2 separate regions of the Homo sapiens genome follow, and region 1 is linked to region 2. Evidence: read pairs that join two places in POLR2A ChIA-PET (ENCODE). Cell type or tissue: PC-9. All regions are shown on one strand. Links, peaks and the distances in the headings refer to the core of each region. The heading gives the core; the rest is flanking DNA.

Evidence for each region. ChIA-PET counts read pairs that join two places held together with the same protein. Peaks named below come from ENCODE experiments on the same cell type or tissue, not always from the same donor. Only the 100,000 strongest peaks of a DNase experiment are listed, where the experiment ranks them.
Region 1: POLR2A ChIA-PET joins it to region 2 with 9 read pairs; 4 of 35 experiments call an interaction of 5 or more read pairs at or near these places.

The regions. Positions count from the first base shown.
Region 1 is chr11:63,710,466-63,714,852 of GRCh38, forward strand. All of the region lies in intron 2 of RTN3 (reticulon 3), which reads left to right. Among named protein-coding and RNA genes, the nearest start is that of RTN3, 31 kb to the left of the region's middle. In PC-9, for the core only: no CTCF peak of the experiment used is centred there; no DNase peak of the experiment used is centred there; H3K27ac peaks cover 506 bases.
Region 2 is chr11:63,845,860-63,850,246 of GRCh38, forward strand. All of the region lies in intron 1 of MARK2 (microtubule affinity regulating kinase 2), which reads left to right. Among named protein-coding and RNA genes, the nearest start is that of MARK2, 8.9 kb to the left of the region's middle. In PC-9, for the core only: no CTCF peak of the experiment used is centred there; a DNase peak (open chromatin) is centred at 1,662; H3K4me3 peaks cover 589 bases; H3K27ac peaks cover 1,821 bases.

The DNA.
Region 1 (4,387 bases), core at 229-4,228, 140 kb before region 2:
GATGTGTTTTTTTCCTTATTCCAATAAAAATGCAGAATTACTGTACTTTAGAATTAGTATATGGAAGTGTTTAAAGTAGGCACGGGAAGACCGCTCCTGCTGTATGCCTTGGTACTCTTAAGTTGTGCAAGCCCATCTATGTGAGGAGAAGCCGTGACAGTGGCTCCTCCTGTGGGATTTTTATGGGACTAGAGCTCTGAAGTATGGCCCTTATCTTTCTGCTCTCCAACACATACCAAATGTATTAAGGCTGTGGTTCTGAAACCAGTTTCGTTGCCTGGGAAACTTGTAATACAGATTCCTGAGCTCTGTCCTCCTTAGGAAGTTCTGAGGCAGTAAATCAGAGATAAAGCCCATGAAGAACTAGTAGTTGCTCTTAAGTTTGAGAGGGATTGTGAAAAATTGTGCCAAAGGCTGTCTTTGTGCTCGGTTATTAAATTGTTCAGCTGGTTGTACATTGAACTAAAATATGCTTTGACCCTGCTGGTGGTAAAGATCATTTGTGAAACATTTTGTTGAGGAAAATTTACTGGCTGGGTGTGGTGGCTCACATCTGTAATCCCAGCACTTGTGGGAGGCCGAGGCGGGTGGATCACTTGAGGTCGGGAATTTGAGACAAGCCTGGCTGACATGGCAAAACCCCATCTCCGCTAAAAATACAAAAATTAGCTGGGTATGGTGGTGCACGCTTCTAGTCCCAGCTACTCAGGAGGCTGGGGCATGAGAATCACTTGAACCGGGGAGGTGGAGGTTGCAGTGAGCTGACATCAGGCCACTGCACTCCAGCCTGGTCGACAGAGTGAGACTGAGACTGTCTCAAAAAAAAAGGAAAAGTTATTTATCTTTCAGTGTTGGCTTAGAATTTCTTATATGTTAAGTTCTCTTGTGGGGTTTTTGGTTTTGTTTTTTGGGTTTTTTATTTTTTTTTTGTTATTTTTTTTTGAGACAGGGTCTCACTCTGTTGCCCAGGCTGGAGTGCAGTGGGTCAATTAGGGCTCACTGCAGCCTCAACTTTCCAGGCTCAAGCAATCCTCCCACCTTAGCTTCCTGAGTAGCTGGAACCACAGGCGTGTGCCACCACACCAAGCTAATTTAAAACAAAAAATTTTATTTTTGAGACGGAGTTTTCGTTCTTGTTGCCCAGGCTGGAATGCAATGGCGCGATCTCAGCTCACCACAACCTCTGCCTCCCAGGTTCAAGTGATTCTCCTGCCTCAGCCTCCTGAGTAGCTGGAATTACAGGCATGCACCACTACTCCCAGCTAGTTTTGTATTTTTAGTAGAGACAGGGTTTCTCCATGTTGGTCAGGCTGGTCTCGAGATCCCAACCTCAGGTGATCCACCTGCCTCAGCATCCCAAAGTGCTGGGATTACAGGCGTGAGCCACCGCGCTGGGCCCTACAATTTTTTATAGAGAAGGGATCTGTCTCATTATTTTGCCCAGGCTCGTCTAACTCCTGGGCTCAAGCAATCCTCCCACCTGGGCCTCCCAGAGTGTTGACATTACAGGCATGAGCCACTATGCCAGGCTGGGCTCTCAAGCATCTTTATCTGCATAGAACCTAGCACAATTCTTAGGATGCCATAGGCATTTGGTTTGTACCAACGTATTCAGACGTTGCATCACCTAAGATTTTGAAGTAGATAAAAGCTCTTTGAATTATCTTCCTTAATATGTGAATGGTAGGAGGGAAAGTGTCTAAAGCTCTACATGAGGATTTTCTGTATTATATACCAGATGAAGGTGGTTACAGTTTGCCAATATGCCTTTTCTCTCCCTAGTAAAAAGGCATGTGGTCTGGAGTCTCTATGTCAAGAGAGTTTTTTGAGAATGTGGTGTTTGGGGACATTTATTGGGGATTTACTAAGTGGCAGCTACTACTGTGAACATGTATTAACTCATTTAATCCTCACAGCAGTTCTAAAGTTAGGTGCTTTAATTTTCCCATTTTGATGAGATTGGATTAAGCAGTTTACTCAAGGCCACACGATTAGTAATTGTGATTAAAGGACTTTGATTTTTTTTTTTTTTTTTTTTGAGATGGAGTCTCACATTGTTGCCTGGGCTAGAGTGCAGTGGTGTGATCTTGGCTCACCGCAATTTCCACCTCCTGGGTTCAAGCGATTCTCCTGCCTCAGTCTCCCGAGTAGCTGGGATTATAGGCATGCGCCACCACACTCGGCTAATTTTTTTGTATTTTTAGTAGAGATGGGGTTCTCCATGTTGATCCGGCTGGTCTTGAACTCCTGACCTCGTGATCAGGACCAGCTCGGCCCCCAAAGTGCTGGGATTACAGGCGTGAGCCACCGTGCCTGGCCGACTTCGAATTTTTTAATAAGAATTTTTTGGCCGGGCGCAATGGCTCACACTTGTAATCCCAGCACTTGGAGAGGCCGAGGCAGGCGAATCACCTGAGGTTGGGAGTTCCAGACCAGCCTAACCAACGTGGAGAAACTCCGTCTCTACTAAAAATACAAAATTAGCTAGGCCTGGTGGCGCATGCCTGTAATCCCAGCTACTCCGGAGGCTGAGGCAGGAGAATCGCTTGAACCCAGGAGGCAGAGGTTGCGGTGAGCCAAGGTCACACCATTGCACTCCAGCCTGGGCAAAAAGAGTGAAATTCCATCTCTCAAAAATATAAAAGAATTTTTTATTTGGGTCTAAAAATTTAGAATTTAGAATATGACTACCAACTTAATTTCTTAGTCTTTGTTTCAGATAATATATCTCAGTGGAGTATTTAGAGTTTAAGAAGATGAGTAATCATGGAGCTGAGTACTTGATAAGTTTGAGAACATGTTCATGATCATTGTGGGGATATGACATTTTTTACCTCTTACCATATATCGATTCTCACCCACCCCCCATTTTTTGAAACAAGGTCTTGCTTTGTCACCCAGGGTGGAGTGCATGGCTCACTGCAGCCTCGACCTCCTGGGCTCAAGCAGTCCTCCCACTTCAGCCTCCCAAGTAGTCAGGACCACAGGTGTATGCCACCATGACTGGCTAATTGTTTAATTTTTTTGTAGAGATGGGGTCGCACTGTGTTGCCCAGGCTGGTCTCGAACTCCTGGGCTCAAGCTGTCTCCCTGCCTTGGCTTCTCAAAGTGCTAGGATTACAGGCATGAGCCACCACACTCAGCTGATTCCCTTTTTAGTAAATCTACTAGATCTATGACTTTATTTGTTAATAATTAGAGTAGCACCATGTTTTTAAGTGATTAGAACTCTTGAAAATGAATATCCACACTAAATTCCATTATAGCAAAGAACTAATTTAGAAAATGTTCATAATGAGAGTTTTGATGGCGATTTGTTTTGAGTAGTGTTGAAAGGCTCTTAGAGTGCATGTGAAGGGATGAATCTTTTGAGAAAAGAAAGATAGTAGACATTTTCTGAGACATAAAATAATCCAGATTTATTCCACCAGACAGCTTTACAGTGTATAGTATTTTAAGAGCTAACTGCCTTCAGATTCACTGGACTTTTCTGTCCTTTTGCCAGGTACTGACTTGGGCAACAGCAGTGACTACAAGTGCCATACTGACCAATTGGAAGAGTCTTTGCTTATCGGAGCTGTTCTAAAAGGCTTATTAGTTTTTGGTCTTCATTCTATTTAATGTTTTCATGCCTTTATAAACTTTTTACTTCCAGCCCAATTTTTCCCATTGTCTTGGTACAGGTCAGCTGTGTCCAAGTTTGTTAGGGTTTCAGCTAGCCAAAAATGGTATTTTCATTTGCTGAAATTCTAAACAAAATAATTAAAGTTAAAGCACAGATGATGATGCTACCTTATTTTTCTACATGTGGGAAAGCTTGATTGATAGTAATGATTAGCGCCTGCATCTCACAATCACTGAGAAATGAATGCAGCACTGAGCTCTGTTTGCCCTCTAAGCTTGTCCCCAGAAAAAACAAGATATACCCTAAATAGTAAGTTATAATATTTTTATTAGGGAACATTATTAGAGTTTTTTTTTAATATATCTCGTAGCCATGTCATATTAATCTTTTTTCTTTTTTCCTTTTTTTCATTTTTCTCTTTTCTCTTCTCTTCTCTTCTCTTTTCTCTTTCTCACTCTGTCACCCAAGCTGGAGTGCAGTGGCATGACCATGGCTCACTGCAGCCTTGACCTCCCAGACTCAAGCAATCCTCCCACTCCAGCCTCCCAAGTGACTGGGACTACAGGCACGTGCCACCATGCACGGCTAATTTTTCTATTTTTTGTAGGGGCAGGATCTCAGCATGTTGCCCAGGCTGATCTTGACCTCTTGGACTCAAGCAATTTTCCCTCCTGTGCCTCCCAAAGTTCTAAGATACAGGCATGAGCCACCACACCCAGCCTAGAGAATCCTTAATGTTTGAAGTCTGTCAGGCTATCATGG
Region 2 (4,387 bases), core at 117-4,116:
TTACAGGTGCGCACCTCCATGCCTGGCCACTTTTTGTATTTTTAGTAGAGATAGGGTTTCACCATGTTGGCCAGGCTGGTCTTGAACTCCTGGACTCAAGTGATCCGCCTGCCGTGGCCTCTCAAAGTACTGGGATTACAGGAGTGAGCCACCGCGCCCGGCATCATTGCTTATCTTTTAGACTGAGATAGTACAGCTGATTCTAAACAGCACCCAGAGAGAATCTGGCCTCTTGATTTCCAGTTGTGTCTCAGAGGAGGAGGCATCCCAGTTCCTCCTCTTGCCCTCTAGACATCTCCTCCTCTGATAAGTATAAATAGGCTAGATCCCTTTATCTTCATATCTGTTTTTGTCTGGAATGTTTCAAGTTTCTCAAGCTAGGTGTGGTGGCTCATATCTGTAATCCCAGCACTTCGGGAGGCCACGGCAGGAGGATCACTTGAGCCCAGGAGTTCAAGACCAGCCTGAGCAACATAGTGAGACCTCATTTCTACAAAAAAAAAATTTTTTTTTTGAGACGGAGTCTTGCTCTGTTGCCCAGGCTGGAGTGCAGTGGTGCGATCTCAGCTCACTGCAACCTCCGCCTCCCGGATTCAAGTGATTCTCCTGTCTCAGCCTCTTGAATAGCTGAGATTACAGGTGTACGCCACTGTACCCCGCTAATTTTTGTATTTTTAGTAGAGATGGGGTTTCACCATGTTGGTCAGGCTGGCCTTGAACTCATGACCTCGTGATCTGCCTCAGCCTCCCAAAGTGCTAGGATTATAGGCATGAGTCACCCCGCCTGGCCAAAAAAAATTTTTTTTTTTTTTTTGAGACGTTGTCTTGCCCTGTCGCCCAGGCTGGAGTGCAGTGGCACGATCTCGGCTCACTGCAAGGTCCGCCTCCCGGATTCACGCCATTCTCCTGCCTCAGCCTCCCGAGTAGCTGGGACTACAGGTGCCCGCCACCACACCCGGCTAATTTTTTTGTATTTTCAGTAGAGACGGGGTTTCACCTTGTTAGCCAGGATGGTCTCGATCTTCTGACCTCGTGATCCACCCACCTCGGCCTCCCAAAGTGCTGGGATTACAGGCGGGAGCCACCGCGCCCAGCCCAAAAAAATTTTTAAAAAGTTACCTGGGTGTGGTAGCACATGCGTGTATCCCACCTACTCAGAAGGCTGAGATGTGAGGATCACTTGAGCCTGGGAAGTTGAGGCTGCAGTGAGCTGTGATCATGCCACTGCATTCCAGCCTGGGCAACAGAGTGAGACCCCATCTCAAGATAAATAAGGTTTGTCAGTCCCTGTGGTGGTTCTTTCCGCAGATGTCTGTCTTTGGGTTGGCACTTATTTCCCCCTACTTGCAGTTATTCCTTACATTTCTCATTAGAAAATGGCAAAAAGGGCAAAAGTAAATTCATTTCCTTTTTACACCAAATCATTAATTTTAGGCTTATAAAACTAAATGAACAGAAGATTTGGTAGGAGAGGAGGGGAGATGGACACTGATACTGGTGGCTAGGTGATCCTGAGGGACAACTGGTGCCTGGCAGAAAGAGAGGAGGGCTGTGTTCAGTGACTGGCTCCCAGCCACCTTTTTGGCCTTTTTCTTTTTAACATGAGGAAGGCGGAGCAGACCAGGGGCTTCTCTGTAGAACCAGTCAAGCTGGTTTTGGGCAGCCTTGGCCTATTTTCTTGTGTGCTCTTTGGGAAGTTGGCAATACAAAGGTCTGCCTCCTTTGGGGCTGTGTTCGTTGAGGCGAAAGTTTGGAAGACAACTATCTGTCAACAACCCCCTTCTCCCCAAACACTGAATGGGTCTCTGAGCTGGTCCTTCACTCCAGGGAGGAGGCTTTCTCTCCACCCTATGCTGAACCTGAAGGCAGCTTTGCTTTATACACCTTTCACTGAAAGCTCTAAGACATTAACTCCTTTTTTGGACTCCCTTCCCAATTCACAACTTGGTGAAAGACCCTCAGCCTAGCCAGGAGGAAGGGACTGGGTCTGCCTTTGGCTCCTCATTTATGGGTCTGGGAGGGGATCAGGACTCCTTACTGCTATGATCTGGCTGCTAAATTCAGTGACATCCCAGGCCTTTTTTCGTCCACGCAATGGGACTGTCTGTCCAGGCCTGCTGGGAAAGAAAAGAGAGAAAAAATAGTTTTTGCTCTTTGGCAGCTTACAGGGACTTCAGCCATAGGAAACAACCTGTAGGAAAGGTGGGAGCTTCCGGTCACCATGTGTGCTGACACTTCCTGCAATAGCACTAGGAAGTCTTTCTCAGGGAGCAAGGCCAGCCAGGTAGGATTATTTCCCAGTCTCCCAGCTAAGCAGGAAATGCCAAAATATGAACGTTTAGTAATTAGTGAGTGTAACTACCTGCTGACAGAGCTCCAGCCTAGACCTTGTCCTTGGGGGCTGGTTGCCCCTGTTGATACTACAGTGAGCTACTCATTGCTTCTGATTACCATTTCAGTATGAGTTTTGCTTTGGTTTCTGATATCCCATGTGCGGCTGCCTTTTTTCTCCACCTTCTTTTTGTTGTGTCTTTTTGTTTTTTTGAGACGGAGTCTTGCTCTGTTGCCCAGGCTGGAGTACAGTGGCACAATCTCAGCTCACTGCAACCTCCGCTTCCCAGGTTCAAGCAATTCTGCCTTAGCCTCCCAAGTAGCTGGTACTACAGGCATGTGCCAGCACACCCGGCTAATTTTTTTTTTTTTTTTTTTGAGACAGGGTCTCGCTCTGTCGCCCAGGCTGGAGTGCAGTGGCGCGATCTCAGCTCACTGCAAGCTCTGCCTCCCGGGTTCACACCATTCTCCTGCCTCAGCCTCCCGAGTAGCTGGGACTTCAGGCGCCCACCACCATGCCCAGCTAATTTTTTGTACTTTTTTTTTTTTTAAAGTAGAGATGAGGTTTCACCATGTTAGCCAGGATGGTCTCAATCTCCTGACCTCATGATCCACCCACCTCGGCCTCCCAAAGTGCTGGGATTACAGGCGTGAGCCACCGTGCCCGGCTGTAACACCTGGCTAATTTTTGTATTTTTAGTAGAGATGGGATTTCACCATGTTGGCCAGGATGGTCTCGATCTCCTGACCTCGTGATCCGCCCGCCTCGGCTTCCCAAAGTGCTGAGATTGCAGGCGTGAGCCACCGCGCCTGACCTTGTTGGTGTTTTTAAGAGACAGGGTCTCACCCTGTCACCCAGGCTAGTATGCAGTGGTGTGATCATAGCCCACTGCGGCCTCAAATAGCTCCTAGGCTCAAGTGATTCTCCCACCTTAGCTTCCAGAGTACTGGGACTACAGGTCACACCTGGCCCCCTCAACCTTCTGGACTTTTCACTCACCCCATCACTCCCTACTTCTCCGCCACAGAAGACTGTCATTGGCTATCTTTGCAAGTAGTATTGAAGCCACTCGGAGATTGTTGCTTTGTCTTTTTGCTCATGAAAGTTTGAATTACTGGTTCTCCAGTCACAGGAAGTGGGGCTCCTTAGGCCAGCTCCATCTCACGTAGTGTACTGATTATGTTGAGCTTATGGCACAGCTGAGAGGAGAGTCCAAACTTTTTGAACACTTTTTGACTTCCAATAAGTGGTTCCACTATGGTTAAGAGCAGGTTTGGTGGGCCGGGCGCGGTGGCTCATGCCTGTAATCCCAGCACTTTGGGAGGCCAAGGCAGGCGGATCACCTGAGGTCAGGAGTTCGAGACCAGCCTGACCAACATGGTAAAACCCTATCTCAACTGGAAATACAAAAATTAGCCCGGTGTGGTGTTGTACACCTATAGTCCCAGCTACTCGGAAGGCTGAGGCACAAGAATCACTTGAATCTGGGAGGTGGAGGTTGCAGTGAACAGAGATCATGCCACTGCACTCCAGCCTGGGCAACAAAGCAAGACTTTGTCTCAAACAAACAATAAGAGCAGGTTTTGCGGCTAGATTTCCTGTATTGGAATCCTGGATCATCCTCTCCTGTGATCTTAGGTTCCCTCTGTGTCTGTTTGCTCATCTGTAAAATGGGAGAAGAATAGTACCCATCTTATAGGTATAGCTGTTATGAGTATTAAAAGAGTTAATGAATAGAAAGCATTTAGAATAGCGCCTGGCACAGCAGAATGATCATTGTCATTATTGTTCCAGTTGAACAACACAGTGAATTTTATCTGAGCACCACACAACTCTAGGTCAGTATAAGGGGTGATGTTTGGGATTTCTCTGTAATCAGTTGAAAAAATCTTGTTCTGGCATCTTCAAGCCACTGGGGTCCTATAGGTGCTTTTTCTAACATTTCTGTTTTTTTGTTTGTTTGTTTGTTTTTTTGAGATGGAGTCTTGCTCTTGTTACCCAGGCTGGAGTGCAGTAGCACCATCTTGGCTCACTGTGACCTCCACCTCCCAGGTT